Regions from separate parts of the Mus musculus genome. Here region 1 is linked to region 2. The links are chromatin loops, found by intact Hi-C in ENCODE. Cell type or tissue: heart. All regions are shown on one strand. Links, peaks and the distances in the headings refer to the core of each region. The heading gives the core; the rest is flanking DNA. Region 1 holds the start of Gm36827 (a long non-coding RNA gene). Region 2 has its middle 95 kb from the start of Gm36769.

What was found. A loop is a pair of places that touch in the nucleus more often than their neighbours do. Peaks named below come from ENCODE experiments on the same cell type or tissue, not always from the same donor. Only the 100,000 strongest peaks of a DNase experiment are listed, where the experiment ranks them.
Region 1: a loop joins it to region 2, with 2.9 times the contacts of the local background. A loop is called at or near these places in 5 of 42 quality-filtered maps.

The regions. Positions count from the first base shown.
Region 1 is chr10:56,975,792-56,984,133 of GRCm38, reverse strand. It overlaps Gm36827 (a long non-coding RNA gene), which reads left to right and starts at 1,903. Exons shown (of 3, transcript XR_871656.2): 1 at 1,903-2,070. RefSeq lists an enhancer at 2,318-5,026. In heart, for the core only: no CTCF peak of the experiment used is centred there; a DNase peak (open chromatin) is centred at 3,143; H3K27ac peaks cover 1,495 bases.
Region 2 is chr10:56,835,792-56,844,133 of GRCm38, reverse strand. No RefSeq gene overlaps it. Among named protein-coding and RNA genes, the nearest start is that of Gm36769, 95 kb to the left of the region's middle. In heart, for the core only: a CTCF peak has its summit at 3,201 (motif pointing right); a DNase peak (open chromatin) is centred at 3,193.

The sequences.
Region 1 (8,342 bases), core at 36-8,035, 140 kb before region 2:
TTCTATCAGAGTTCCTTGTACACAATTAGTGATTAGGGTTCATCCCAGTCACTTCAGTGTAACTTGTTCACCTCTTCAGTGATACCTGTGATGGCTATTCTTGGTTACCAACTTGACTATTACCTAAAATTAACTACAGTTTAGAAGTGAAGAGCACACAAGTGAGAGATTTTATGCTTGCTTTGAAGTGGATACATCTACTAGTTCAGACCCTTGAGGTAGGAAGATATACACATTTGATCCAGATCTTGAGGTGGGAAGACATACCTTTAGTATGGGTCACGCCTTCTGTTGGAAGTCTATATAAAAACATAAAAGAAGGAAGCTTTTGCTCTTTGCCATCTTGGTCTCAATTTGCAAGCACATCTGTTACTTTACTGGCATTATAGCCTATTTCTTCAGGATTCTAGCATATGCAAAAGACAAGCTGAGACATAAAGCCTTGCAGGACCAATCAACTACTAGACTCTTAGGCTTTCTATTCACAAATAGCCATTAGCTGAATTAGAAGGTTAAAGCCTGTAATTATTCTAATAAATCCTACATGTTATTATATATCATAAATATTATATATATAATAAATGTTATATATATATGGAGAGAGGACAGAATTCATTCCATGAATTCTGTGATTCTAGAAATCTCTGATTAATACAATGTGTTCTCTACATACAGTCATATTCTGAGGTACTTCTGATTAGAAAATCAACATATGAATTTAGGAAACACCATTATGCCCCTAAAAGACTCTTGTTGACTTCAAAATGAAAAGGGGATGAATCAAACCATGTATCTGATAAAACAGTACAAGGCAATAAAGATGATTTGAAAAGCATTCAAAATACACAGAAACTTGCCTGGCTACTTATCAAGCAATTGGAACTAATCTATATACCCCTCCACCCCAACTTAAACTCAATAACAATTTATTGTTTCCCAGTCTGTGATATTTCTCAGTTGATAATACAAAAAGCTTTTAGAAAATATCTAGAGCTGTGCTCATCACTGCTATCTAAATTCTTACTCTTATTGTTCTGGAATCCTTGCGATTACCATATCTGTTCATAACAAGACAGTAGATACTTGCATCTTTCTGTCCATACTTGGGTTCCGCACAGACCTCGCTCCAGTGTCTAGGTAACAGGATACACTGCACACTGCTTGACACCAAGAATGTGCTAAACCAATATGAAATAGTCCAGGACAATACAAACAAGATGAGGGTTTGGCACTTTAAATGTGTAAATGAAATGGATTTTCTTTGGAAACAAGTAAAAGAAGAGTCATGTAGTGAGGTATTTTAGAGGCTTGTGAGAAAAACACGAAGAAGTTCATTTTAGAGCATCGTGGAAATGAGCTTTGTAAAATGCTTTGAAGATGTAGAGTGATGTGTGTACACTGAAAAAAAAAACTTGGCAGAGAGGAAAAGACACGGAGTACACAAAACCAGATGGAGTGTGAAAAAACATGAAAAGAAGGGGGGGGGGGGACACAGGGCCCTCTGCCAGCCAGAATGCAGTTTTTCACAAACAACGGATATGTTCCTGTTCGTTATTTAAAATGACCAAAGTTTCAACCTTAATACAAGAAACCAAAACAACAACAACAAACAAACAAACAAACAAACAAAAAACAGACTTGTGTCCAATTTATAAGTGTGTTTTTATTTAGAAGGAAGCTACTTAAAATAATAATAGTTTTATCATTCTCCTTGTCTCTGGAAAGCAGCACAACAGGGTTGTGTTTGTAAATGTGGATAGCCCTGAAAGTCCCTGTAGAATTTATAATTTTGTGAGGCCAGAAGCCCATGGAAGTAGATTCTTTGTGTGATATTACTCTTGATGTCAGTGTGTTCCATTTCTGTTCTGTCTCGTGAAACTATTGCAGAATGCCTATATTTATCTGCACAAGTTAGTGGTTACTTGGGCATGGTTGCTCTCTCATTTCAGAGTCTCCTTTTGAAGTGGTTCAAAGGTAGAGAGCACTTTAGGAGAATGGTGTGTTTTAAAACCTGGCTGGCATTTACAATGTTCTGCTCTGTTCTTCTCTGCATTAGCTATAAGATAGTGGGTGAGTAACATATTTCTTTCCTCCACTAATATCTCAAAATATAAAAAAAGATATTAACCAGTTTGCAACCTAATGTTGTAATGGGGATCAGAATGGAAAGTATACGAGTCACTTACCTTATTATTTATGTAATAAAACCTACAATTGACTTTCCTGAGACTTGTAGCATTCCTTAGACAGGGGATACCTGCCTTCTGAAACACTGCTCAGAGAAACTGGAGCAAATATGCTATTTTTGAGATTTAGTCGCCTATGGGAAGAAAATCAAAATTTTAAATTAGGAAACACTCAGTGGATTCTGTAAGTTTCTTCATGGATATGCAGATGATGAAACTGAAGGGGAGAGAGTGATTTTCTTAAAATTGGTATTCTGAAATTTAATGCAGTACTTATGAAGTCTTTTATACACTGCCATTGGAATGAGTCACTGGACTGTATTCACCTAAAGTTCAGGTCTGGTCAACATTTTAGACCCAAAGGTCAACAAACTATGTAGATTTGACCCAGATAACAGATGCAGTCTGGTACCCATTTGTGTCATTTTTATGTGGCCAAACCTAACTTTGTGGTTTCATCATGACAGGCTTTAGTTTGCAGTAGAGATCTTGTGGCTCAGGAGCCTGAAGAGTTTACTACTCAGCTCTGTGAATCTTCTTTAAGATGATCTTTGAGAATACCTTTCCATGTCGTCCTTAAAGCAAGCTATTGTCATCCATTGCTAGCATTCAGATTCTCAAGACAAGTATGTCATGAGAAATGAACCTGCAAAGACTACCTGCTTTCTTACCACACTCATTTCTCCTCACCACTTGTGCCTGCTGAAGGTGAGGTAATGTGAGTTAGCACATTTGGCTTGTTTTTCTGAGAGCAGCTCGCCTAGTCCACTTCTAGTTCCTGAGTGGTGAATTAATCTGAGTTCCCATGGTAAATAACCTTTGTGTTGTGATCCTCTTAACAAGGCAGGGGAGTCTGTGGAATGCAGGGCATGGTGTGAGTGTGCTTCTGGGTTCTTACTGAGGTGTGTCTCTACCGAGCAACCATGTGACCCAGGCTGAAGATAGTGTGGAAGTGATATTAACTTGGAACTGTATTTTGGCTGTCATCAAGGATCCTGTCACCACTTTGTCACCTGACTCCTACATTTTGTCAGCTGCAGCTGGGTGTCTGAGATCCCTTCCATCGATGTGGAATGTGCACAGGGTTTGCATGAGGCCAGCCTCTGAGGCTCCCACATAGGTTATGTTCCTGGTAGGACGGTTATTTGTATCCCTGGTATTTTAAGACTGATGTAAGCCTATGAGGGGGATTCCAGTATCAATAGAGGAAGCATCTACTCTAGATATTTCATTATAAAGTTGATGTTACAACAATAACTACGCCCATAACACATCTTTGTTTATTTTTTTTCTCTCTCTTACTGAAAAAGAAGGTGATACCAGGGCCCAGTTTTCACTTCCCTGGCACATTTATACTTCAAAGAGTGACAGAATGTGTGAGAGAACTTGGCAAAATTCAGAAGCAAGGAGCACCCACATTCCCAAGTGGTTCTCCTTCATTTCCTTCAAACAGCTTCTCTCCATGTGTGCACAAGTTTGCACTTGAACTTTAGATCAGGATTAGAGCTGAAATAGTTCAGTTCTTTAGCAGCCTTCATGACTCTTTTGTGCCCATGGCAATTGTCCTGGGTGTGGGAGAAACAACATTTAGGCTCATTGAAGAAGTGTTTGCATTTGCTTTAATGCCATAGCTTTCAAAACTGAGAAACATTTTCTTTTGTATCAAGACTATTAGTGGTATCAGGAAATGTAACAGAGCAAAGGCATATGAAGAAAGAGGCCAAGAAGATGGCTCATTAGGTAAAGGCACTTGCTGGTGCCTTGGCTTTCATCCCTGGTCCCCACAAGGTATAAGGAAAGAACCTACCTCCTTGTCTTTTGACCTCCACATGCTTACTGTGACACACATGTGCCATCGTACCCACAAATGAAATGAATAAATAAAAGTGGAGAAAGGAAATATAAAGAAAGGCATGGAGAAAAAAATTCAGAGTTCTGAGTAAGGATCAGTAAAGATAGAATTTAAAAACTGAGCATAGTTGTATCTTATGGGTTTCGTTTTCTGTATATAAGAACATACCAGTAAGCATGTGAGCCTTAACAATAGTCTTCAGGGCTTCTTGCTTAGCTCGCTTTAACTACATGAAAGCTAAGACCCCACTGGGAGAAGGAAAACATTCCCTGAGCTGGCAGGTGGTCCTCTTGTAAGCACTTTCCAATTGAAAACAGATGTTCCTGGGTGTGAGGAGGTTCCTGGTAAGTTACTGGGTAGCTTAAGCTAGGAAATAATCAAGTTATATAGGCAAATGGAAGGTAAACATGCTTCAAGGAGAGGCTTTAGGTTTCAGGAACACATTCTGTACCCTATACGTTTTTACCTCCAGCTCTAAGGTCTTCTTCAACCCTGACACTTCTAGCCCTGAGGCACACTTCAACACTGGCAGTCTTTTTATCATCTACGCTAACTTAAGACTCTTTATTTCTTGTCTCCTATGTGAGTATTTTCTGTCAAGTAGGACAAGGCTGCTAATAACATACAATTGATCTTGGGCTTTAAAATCATTTATTGAGTTAATTAAAGAATGGAAACTTACCAAAGCAAATGGCTTTTTTCAATTAAAAATCAAAAGATGATCTTGCTCCCCCATCCAAAGAGAAGACAAAAATATTCTCTTGGCAATGATATCTATAAAATGACATCTTTGGACCAGAAAGTGTAATATATAAATGATCACTGGAAATGAATTCTGTTAGGAAAGTGCAAGAAAATAATTACACAAAAAAATAACCAAATACAAAAAAGTAGATTTTACTGGTACATCTTTTCCTGAATTCACAGGTCTATTAAGTACCTTTCCCCATCTGAACAAAATCTTAATGAAACCCTATGGTGGCTGCTACTCTATCAATGTTCTATGACCTTGCCTAGGAAGAACAGTGAATTTGCTTTGTGCAAAGTAAAATTTAATTGAATTTTTAAAGTACAAAAGCCATAAAGACATGTCGTCCAATATCTCAAGTCTTAACAAGTAATGGAAGACTGGAGCAAGTCAGTAAATAATTGTCTATTAAAAGGAAGAAAGTATTACTCCAAGGCCCAAACTCTTTTAAGAACAAAACTATACGTCACGAATACTAATGAAAAGAAAGGTCAGCTTAATCTTTGTTGAAGCTACTGGTCACTGAATTCAAATTTGCTGCAGAGATTCCTAATTGCTTCCCAACTCACAGCAGTGCATGGTAGAATATATTTAGTTTGAAATAGCAAAGAGTTCTGTTGTCTTCTTGTATATTTGTTTGCATAGCTCAGTGAAAGCTGGCATCACATTTGTATTTTCCCAACAACAGGTTTTTGAGTACTTCCTCCTGAAAATGAATATAACCATATCAAAAAGACTGCCATACTTCTTAGCTTGGAAAATCCTAACAACAAAGAAAATTCCATCTCTCTCTCTCTCTCTCTCTCTCTCTCTCTCTCTCTCTCTCTCTGTGTGTGTGTGTGTGTGTGTGTGTGTGTGTGTGTGAGTGTGAGTGTGTGTATGGTGTGTGTGTGTGTGTGTTTGTGTGCATGTGCCTCTCTGTCTCTCTATCTCCCTGTCTCTAACAGAAATACCTTTTGCCATCCATATATTCCATGGTGTATTCGATGAGGCTTTGCATAAAGCAGCTTACACATGTGTAGTGTTAGATATTCACAGTTAGCATTCCAAGCATCTGCTTAAATGCCCCCCCCCCACCAAGAGAGAACAAAAACATTATGGGACTATTAGACAGTTATTACAAACTTCTTAGAAACTGGGAATCAAGCTAATCCCAATCAGAAAACAAATCATAATTATACTTTGTTCTTGTATCGTGTGTTTCAGACATGACTTCATTATTTATCAGAGCATTCTTCTGAGCATAGGTAGCAAGGGTTTTCTTCAGTTTATAGAAGCATAAACTCAGACATAAAAATACTAATTGGTTTCTGCTGGACAGAGAAAATTCAGGCTAAAACAAAGGAAAAGAAGCATTCCGCATAGGACTTCAGAGCCTGTGCTTTCTTTGTATCGTGGAAAACACAGTATCGTTGACCCTTGTAATACATTGTTACCATAACACCAGCATTAATCATCTTATGATGCCAATTTAGATTTCTAAATTGGCAAAATCCAAAAGCTTGGATTTTCTCTGTTTGTTGCTGTATGCTCATAATAAACTATACTCTTAAAATATGTTCATTGATTTTGTAATGCATGTTGTTAATATGATTGCAAAGCAAAAATGAGAATTAGTGTGGATGATTTAACTCAAAAGATCAAGACTAATAGAGCTAAGAATTGTCATTGCAGAAGTTTGCATAAACTTCAGGAGTGCATAGTTTCAAAGAAAATGGTGGCCATACTTATACTTCACCAATAAAATTATATATGGTTGTATTGATAAACTTCAGGAGCCATAATTATACTACACCAATAAAAATATAGGAGATTGCTATGAGGGCCCTCCTATCTAAATGTATCTTCTTCTTTTTTTTTTAATTAGGTATTTTCCTCATTTACATTTCCAATGCTATCCCAAAGGTCCCCCATACCCACCCCCCCAATCCCCTACCCACCCACTCCCCCTTTTTGGCCCTGGTGTTCCCCTGTACTGGGGCATATAAAGTTTGCATGTCCAATGGGCCTCTCTTTCCAGTGATGGCCGACTAGGCCATCTTTTGATACATATGCAGCGAAAGACAAGAGCTCCCGGGTACTGGTTAGTTCATATTGTTGTTCCACCTATAGGGTTGCAGTTCCCTATAGCTCCTTGGGTAATTTCTCTAGCTCCTCCATTAGGGGCCGTGTGACCCATCCAATAGCTGACTGTGATCATCCACTTCTGTGTTTGCTAGGCAAAGTCTCACAAGAGAGAGCTATAACTGGGTCCTTTCAGCGAAATCTTGCTAGTGTATGCAATGGTGTCAGCATTTGGAAGCTGATTATGGGATGGATCCCTGCATATGGCAGTCACTAGATGGTCCATCCTTTCGTCACAGCTCCAAATTTTGTCTCTGTAACTCCTTCTATGGGTGTTTTGTTCCCATTTCTAAGAAAGGGTAAAGTGTCCACACTTGGTCTTCGTTCTTCTTGAATTTCATGCGTTTGGCAAGTTGTATCTTATATCTTGGGTATCCTAAGTTTCTGGGCTATTATCCACTTATCAGTGAGTACATATTGTGCGAGTTCCTTTGTGATTGGGTTACTTCACTCAGGATGATACCCTCCAGTCAGAATGGCTAAGATCAAAAACTCAGGTGACAGCAGATGTTGGCGAGGATGTGGAGAAAGGGGAACACTCCTCCATTGTTGGTGGGATTGCAAGCTTGTACAACCACTCTGGAAATCAGTCTGGCGGTTCCTCAGAAAATTGGACATAGTACTACCGGAGGATCCCGAAATACCTCTCTTGGGCATATATCCAGAAGATGTCCCAACCGGTAAGAAGAACACATGCTCCACTATGTTCATAGCAGCCTTGTTTATAATAGCCAGAAGCTGGAAAGAACCCAGATGCCCCTCAATAGAGGAATGGATACAGAAAATGTGGTACATTTACACAATGGAATACTACTCAGCTATTAAAAAAATGAATTTATGAAATTCCTAGGTAAATGTATCTTCTTACTCTCTTCCACAGTCTCTCCTCAATCCTCTGCCAAGTGACTACTTGTTGTCTGGAAACTTCTGAGGACACTGGGGAATCTGGTGGTAACATGGGCAAGGTCCTCAATCTCAAGGAGTTTGTAAACTGTGGTAACAAAGATTAATCCCCAGACTAACCAAACAGGTGGGAGGAGGAGGAGGAGGAGGAGGAGGAGGAGGAGGAGGAGGAGGAGGAGGAGGAGGTAGTGGTTCTATCCTGGAGACAATCTGAAATGTAAGCTCCCCTTTTAAGTAGACTATGTTGGGATGGGATGTGGATCCCAGTGCAGACAAACTGAACTAAAACAAAATTTCAGTTATGAATTAAGGAGCATTTCTTCTTAAGTCCTTCTTGTGAGAGTCTGGTTTCTGTTATTGCCTTCTTAATTATGAAATTACTTACAATTCAAGCAAAAAAAAAAACCCACTGCTTATTGAAATATGCCTGCAAAATTTTCTTTCCCAGGCACAAGAAGTTAAGGACAGTTTCTGACCTCAAATCAGATTTTACCATTTTAGGGATGTAACCTTGAATGGATGGTGGTGT
Region 2 (8,342 bases), core at 86-8,085:
TCATACATACATACATACATACACATACACACACATGTTGTGTGTGTATTTAAATGCTGTGATAATCCTTTTGTATTCTGGCTAAAAGAAGATAACAAAAAAATCCAATACCACTCAGAAAACAAAAACAAAAATGAATACCTAAGCACTCTCTTTCAAACTGTGAAAATTTGAGTCTTAGCATCAATGCTTCAGACCAGGATTCAGTAATGACAGAAGAGACTAATTAGCCTGTCTAATTCCTGGCATGGGAATCAGGACTAATCCTCTTAGTTGTTTCCTTTAGACTAAATTCCTTAGGTTCTTAGATTTTAAAAAATTCCCAGTGGGGTGATATCTTAAAGACTAATGCCATTTTGTTTTATTTCATTTCTCTAAACAGAACTTCAATAGAATATACTATCCCCTTGTGATTGTGGAGTCCTATAATCTGAAAACTCAATTGCCCCCCACCCCCAAGATCTATGTGTTAAATGCTTGGTCTGCAACCTGTAGTGCTTTAGGAAACAAAGAAGTGTTTTGGACATGGGATCTTGTGGAAGGAAGTTGGACCCTTGAGAGGCACTCTTGAAAGCGCTGTGGTCCTTCTTTTGTCTCTTCCACTTAGCTGTCAAGAGGTTAAAAAGTCCCTGTACATCAACTTGACAGGAGCTGGAGTTATCAAGAGAATGGAGTTTACATTGAGGAAATGCCTCCATGAGATCCAACAAGGTATTTTCTCAGTTAGTGATCAAGGGGGGATGGCCTATTGTGGGTGGTAGATTCCCAGCCTGGGGGTCCTAAGTTCTATAAGAAGGCAAACTGAGCAAGCCAGAGGAAGCAAGCAAGCCAATAAATAACATCCCTCCATGGTCTCTCCATCCACTCCTGCCTTTTACCTTTTTGAGTTCTCGTCCTGACTTCCTTTAGTGATTAACAGCAATGTGGAATTGTATACTGAATAAACCCTTTCCTCTCCAACTTGCTTCTTGCTCATGTTTTGTGCAGGAATAGAACCCCTACTAGGACATTCCTCTCTGCAGCATGCTCCCACCGAGATTTGCTACTGTGACATCAAAGGCTTGGTGACTAAGCAACTATGAAGCAGTCTCTGAAATCATAGGCAGAGTGAGTTTTCGGTGTTTTAAGTTGACCACCTTGGGTATTTTGCCACACGTATGGAAGGCAGACTAATGCAAGGGAGTCAGTGATGCTGACGGACACATTTTAATTAAGTTTGCATCCTGACCTGAAGCGAGTCATGTTAGTCCCTGATCTCCACATGTCTTTTACAGATGGGCACTATATTCAAAATACAATTCCAAAAGCTTAATGATTTCGTGATTGTCTCATCAAAACCTAAGCCAAGTGCAACACTACCTCCAAACACAGAACATTTTTCAAACACGATGTGTAAACTCACAGAAGTAGGGAAATAGAGGCTGTTCCAACTTCATACGTTCATCTGACTCTGTGTGTGTGTGTGTGTGTGTGTGTGAGAGAGAGAGAGAGAGAGAGAGAGAGAGAGAGAGAGAGAGAGAGAGAGAGAATGTGTGTGTTTGAGTGTGTGTGTATGTTTTAATTGAATTTCCATCACTGTATGGCCTTTTTTGTAAACTGTCACAGTGTAACTCATTCCACCCTTGAGGCTATCCCAGTAAAGAGGGTGCTTCCTCCTCATGAAAAAAAAAAAATTCCACAAAACTAAAATTTTTCATGGTATACCAAGTTGTACATGAAAACCCAAAGTTATGCTCTTAATTATGTATGATTCTCTATGAGAAAAGAGTCTGCTGTGAGTCCTGCAGAAAAGTCTCCATGTTCTTGTTAAAAAGAAACATGATGTGAGATGAAAAGAAGGAAGCATCTATTGTATTTAAAGGTCAGCATCAAAAGCGGTTGCCTTTTGGATCAGGACACAGTCCAGTTGGTCTGGGAGTCACTTCAAGGCTGAAAGGGAGGGGCAGCTTTGTAGAAGACATCAGGGCAGTGCTGGGCCTGAGGGGCTGTGCTGCTTGGCAGCTCACAAAACTATGCCTTAAGTTGGTACAGAATGAGCAAAGAAAATGCCTGGTATTCAAGAATTGAATCTTAACTGGGAGTCAGGATTGCACTTTTGATTTTCAAGGGTAGTCCTTTACAAATCACACACACACACACACACACACACACAGAGAGAGAGAGAGAGAGAGAGAGAGAGAGAGAAATAGAGAGAATTGTGGTGTGTATGTATGTGTGTATTTATTGTGGGTTGAATGTGGCTGGACCCTTTTCTTTATCATCTGGTTTTAGCTTCTTATATCCTTAGAAGAGGGAAGAAAAATAATGTGAGTGAAAGAAAATATCATTTAGCCATTTAGCAAGCAACCTCAGCCCTCCACACACACAGCTCTTTAAAACGGTTGCGTCAGAGGAAAGCTAACCTTGGAAGCATGAAGGCTGTAGAAAACTCTGAGCCAAAAGAAGCAGCAATAGGTGTGGTACTGATTCCGTTCACTGTTACTCACCAATAACCTGGTTCAGACCCTTCATGCGTGTGTGAGCCTCTACTGTGAGGTATTCCCAGAGGGCTCAGCCCTAAGGGATCAATCATCTAGATTCACCACACTCGGCGGCTGCTGCCGCTCATTTGGCGTGAAATAGCTGGAGCTTTCAAATGTTGTTTGGTTGGGTCGGGTTTGAAATGACTTTGAAACATCCTTGTTGAAAATTATAACAGAAACTCCAAATCATGGGCTTGTCTCTCAGAAGAAGCCAGTATGGATGTAGAGAGATCCTGGGGTGGAAGTATTCAGAAAATTGACTATAACTGAAAGCAGAAGAAAGGGAGTGAATAAATAATGAAATATAAAGTGAGAAAGGAACAAATTTGAATCCTGCTGACGCAATTTCTTTTCAAAAGATCAAAGCAAGAGAGATAGTAAAAGAGATTTTAAGTGTCAGGAAGGCAGGAAGAATGGTTGCTTATATATGCTGTTAGTTCCCCCAGTTTCTGAATGTTCTGGAATGCCTGTCAATTTCTGCATATAGAGGATGCTCTGAGTGCTTCTTCATCTAACAAGACATCAGGGGGAGATCCCCGTAAATATTGCTCTTACGTTCCTTCCCATTGATAGTTTCCTTAGCACTGACAGTACCTGTGTGATTCCTTCTTCAGCTGCTTGTGAAACCTCTCAGAAAACAGTGATTGACAGGAAGGCCCTGTTTATGAAGATGCTGACCTCAAGGGGGCGCTCAAAGGGAGGAGTGCTGTAGAAGGGTCAAGTTAAGAACCTGACTGGGTTCATAGGAATGGGTTGAGCTTTTTCAATTAAGAAGTCGGTTTCAAAAATAAAAACAAGAACACATTGCTTCTGCACAGCAGAATCTTCCGTTCTTTTTAAAATCATGACTTTTGGAAAATGTCACTGAGCTAGTCTCCTACTACTTAGCAAAGTTGTCCTAAAATTTAAAAATGAAAATAAAACACAACCAAAACCAAACAAACAAAAATAAAAAACACCATAGAGTAGGAGGTATGCATTAAAAATAAGGACCGAAGGGCTACACACAGCCACTGACATTCTTAGATAAAGGTATGCTAGCATCTCTGATGTTGACAAGAATTCCAACAACCGAAATACACCAGTTTGCTCCTGCTCCGGCCACCAGCACTTCTTTCAGGTAATACCTGTCCCACCTCACAGGTTTTTGTTCTTTCTGAAGTCCCTTTGCAAATATTGTTTCAACTTGGAGAAATACATTTTGACCAGTTTTCTAAATCTTCCTGGTTGAGAATTACAAGCTCAGTAGTTACCAATTTTTCATCAGAATAATGGTAGCATTAGTGTCTCTGTCTCTCTCTGTTGCTGTCTCTCTGTCTCTCCCTCTCTCCCTGTCTCTCTCCTTCTCTCCCTCTGTCTCTCTGTCTCTGTCTCTGTCTGTCTGTCTGTCTGTCTGTCTGTCTGTCTGTCTGTCTCTGTCTCTTGCTTTGGCTCTCTCAGATTTGCTTTGCTCCAAGTAAGACAACTTAGAGCAGCCCAAGGCTGTGAGCATGTGCCAGACTGCCCTGGCTCTTGCTTGGGGGCTCAGTCATTTCATTTACTGACTCTAACTCCTCCAACTTAAGATAGGGGAATATCTTAGAGGGAACTCACCTAAGTCCTCCTGAATTATGGGCATGCTGTGTTATCCTTTAAAATCAACAGAGAAGACACTGATGAAACCTGAAAGTATGTCCCCAGGACTAAATGTTAGCCAACATTCCTTTTTCTTAAACTTGAAGAGAACAGGAATTGAACTGAAGTGAGAGCCTCTTTTACAAGCCCCTTGACCAGATCCAAGCAGGGGACCTGCCTTCCTGGTTGCAAATGAGCATTTCAAAGCAAGAGGGATTAAAGGACAGCCACAAGGTAGGCACACTGCCATCCCCCTGAGCTTCCCGGGGTGACAAACTTCTGTTAGCCTCAGAGTGCGAACATAGCAGTCCTCACCAAGGGTAACTGAGAAAATGGGCAAGCAAGGAGTCTAGGAAATGTATACCATCTGTTTATTTGGTACATACTCTGCTAGCTCAAGAACTTTCTTGTTTAGGATTTTTTGTTTGTTTTCAGTTTTGTTTTTGGTTTTGTTTTGTTTTGTTTTTCAATTCAGTAAGTATTGATCTAGTGTCCAGCCCTCACAGGGGTATTAGGCAGGTCTCTTGCCTCCAAGACCGAAGAGGAATGTAGACAGATGCCTGGCTTCTACCCAGCTCCACAGCAATGTTTTATTATGAACACATGTACGTGAGAGCGCTGTGACCCTACTGACCAGAAGCTCCACGCTAAGAACAAAAACCTAATAAAAAGGCCGCCCAGGTATGAGGGATTCCAGACACAGTTAGGGTCCCATGGCAGAGAATTTAAATGGATTTGATCAAAAGTCAAAAGAAGCCCTTTCACGTGCTCTTACTGAGGAACTTGGCGTGCAGACTGTACTTAATTGAGAGGCTTTGCTGGCCAAAGTGTGCTGGCCTCGAGCCCAATCACAGGACCCCTTGGAATAATTAGGAAAGCCATTAGTTCTTGTGCCTAATCCCAAACCACCTTGTCTGAATCTCTCCCTGCTTGGTATAGATCACAGGAGAGGTAGTGCCACACCCCCCTTCACAGCTCCAGGCCGTAAGGCAGACTCCTGCAAATGGAGATAGTCCTTTCCTTTTTTAAACACTTTATAGGTTTCATTAACTTTAAACATCAATAAAGCTCCCTCCTTAAAAAAGAAAAAGAAAGAAAGAGAGAGAGAGAGAGAGAGAGAGAGAGAGAGAGAGAGAGAGAGAGGGAGAGAGAGGGGGAGGGAGGGAGGGAGGGAGGGAGGGAGGGAGGGAGGGAGGGAGGGAGGAAGAAAGGAAAGAAGGAACTTAAGCAATTATAACTAATTTAAATGGTATTATTTTTCCTTAAGTTTCTTTACTTCTTTTTTATGATTTATTGTTTGTTTGTGTGTGTGTGTGTGTGTGTGTGTGTGTGTGTGTGTGTGTGTGTGCATATGTGTGTTAGTATGAATGCAGATGTCCATGTATCTGATACCCAGAAGAGGGTATCGGGTCCCCTGGAATTAGAGCTGTTGATGATTGTGAGCCATGGTGTGGCCCCTGGGCATGAAACCCTGGTCCTCTGGAAAAACAGCCAATGCTCTTAACTATTGAGCCATCTTTCCAGCCCCTCCTTACTTCCCCTTAACATCTTGTTACACACTCAATTTGTATTTTACTGTTTCTGGAGAGTCTAACCAAATACAGTAGCTAGCTGTCTTAAGTAAACTCAGACATCATTTAATCCCTTAAAGAGTTACTCTGTATTTTTATTTTTTAAAGAAAACAACCAAAGTGAGAAAAAAACAAATAAGAGAAAAATCTTTGAAAGCATTTGTTTTTCTTTTCCTATAAATGAGTAAATGTGGATAAATGTAGCCCTACCCCCTGTCACAGGCTGGCTCTCGCATTTCTGTATTGCCATATTGGTTGATCTGGGGAAAATATTTTAGGAGATAACGTGAAAGAAACATAGGAATTGGCTTCTTAAGTAAAATGAACTCATGCCTCAGTAGGCAATCAGTTCTAGCAAAATTTTCAGTGCTAAGGATGGCAACACACTTTTTAAAAAGACTCTGGGGGGATTTCCTTTCTTTTCATTGTTTATTATTTTGGTTTCATTTTTGACTGTATTTTTGTTAGCTGTTTCAAATGTCTTCATGAGTCTCCACTTTGCTGGGTAGCACAAAATAAGAGCCTCATCAATTAATAAGATCTTCCTGTCTCTGGCTTTCAGCATTTTTCCTGTTTAAACAAAGTTCCGCCACCATGAACTTTAGACCTCTCTAAGACTTGCATGGAAAAGTTCCCAAACATTTAAATGAGAGATAATTGCTTAAGTTTAGTCTGTCTGTCTTTCTTTCTTTCTTTCTTTCTTTCCTTCTTTCTTTCTTTCTTTCTTTCTTTCTTTCTTTCTCTCTCTCTCTCTCTCTCTCTCTCTCTCTCTCTCTCTCTCTCTCCCTCTCTCTCTCTCCCTCTCTCCCTCTCTCTCTCTCTCTCTCCCTCTCTCTCTCTCCCTCTCTCTCTCTCTCCCTCTCTCTCCTCTCTCTGTCAGAACAGTCGGAAGCAGGTGATAAAATGTATTTATAACCATTGAGTACAGTTTGGATTTGGGACATTCAGAACCCATCGTGGGGAACCTCAGCTGGCAGGTAGGGACTGTTGGCCCACTGTAGCTGCTGTTGCTGCTGTAGAAGGAGGTCTTGACCTTTCCACCCACGAAGCTCCAGCTAGGACAAAGAGAGTGGACGGACAGAGCAAAGATTCTGAGAAGCCTGGTGAAGACATGGGTTTTGGTGTTTCTGAATAACTCTTTTTTGTAACATATTGGGTGAAAAGCTGAACTCATTAAAACACACCGAAATGAAACACCTTTCCCATAGACTTCCATTACACCCACACACTTGAGCCTGTCACTGGACCAACTAGTTCCCACATTCTTTGCCCCACCTTGCTGCACCTGTAGAAGGACACCTTAAGTCACACATGGGTCACAAAGAGCTATCCATCATCGGAGAAACTGAAGACGAGTTTGTGATCAAATTTATAATGCCTGCATGAATTGATTTTTCTGCTGATTGTAGCAAAAGTGAACTATTCTTATCCTAGTTCTAAATTTGAACACATGTTCAAATGTGTTTAGAAAAAAAAGACTTCAAAATGGTGAGGAGAATTTAGCCTCTTTATTTAAATGCATACCAAGGAAACACATTAAATGTCCACTGAACACTTAAAGAAATTAAAAAGCCAAACAATACCATAATTATTTTATTTTTGAGATAACTGAGTAGCATGGCCCAAAATAATATAAAAATGACTATTTAGAAGAGTACCATTACTTACCTTATGTGATTTCAGCAGATGCCTACGGACATAGTTGATACTAAGCCATTTTTCAATATGTAAAAGGACTTTCTTTCTAGCATATTCTTTTGCATGCATTTATTTTTCTTTCTCTAGTTGTAAGAGTTCATAAACTTACTTTTTAAAGGGTTGAAGTAGTCTAAAGAATATACACAAATAAATCTGTGATGGTGCTACTTCAAGTAGAGAATCTTATTGTGAAGTGTGTCTTGACTTTCTCCAAGGACACCCTTGCCCCCAGAGGTGTGTTCTCTATGAACAAAATACAGGCTCTGTGCATCTTGTGTCGGTTCTGATACACCCTCACTCCTGCTTCCTCAGAAGAGCCAGAGGACGGACAAGAACAGTGTTCCACACCAGTTTAGCGTTCTTATCTAATAAAGGTGCTGGCCTTCCGTGTTTCATCTCTGAGCTTGTGCCATGTTTTCTAGAGGACAGGAGAGGACATTGTCATCTTGCTTGGCTAATGCTCACTGTCACCCTATTTTAGACTGTCCTATTTTAGAGCTCCTGACTCAGTCACAGTTCAAGGTGACAAAATGGAAACTGTTGCTGTATTACTATTATTATTATCATTATTATCATCATTATTATTATTATTTAAAACAAATATAAAGTGCTTGTAAAAATGTAAAGAAATTACAAGAGCCACTAAAATGCTGTGCTTTTCTACCAAGGTCATAAAAAGCAAGACAGGAAAAAAAAAAAGCAGCAAACACCCCTCTCCCCCAACTTTTGGCAGAGCCAAAATGTACAAATTATTTCCTATTCAGCTGGATTTAGGTGGATTTTATTTTCTTATCCCCCAGTAACATACAGTTTTATACTTCCTTCCCATCATGACTATTACAACCACTCTTTGCTACAGAATGTCTGTCTTTGACTCAGGCCACCGCTGTGCACTTCCCTGCCAGGTCTCTAGCAGTCCACAGATAGTGAAATATAG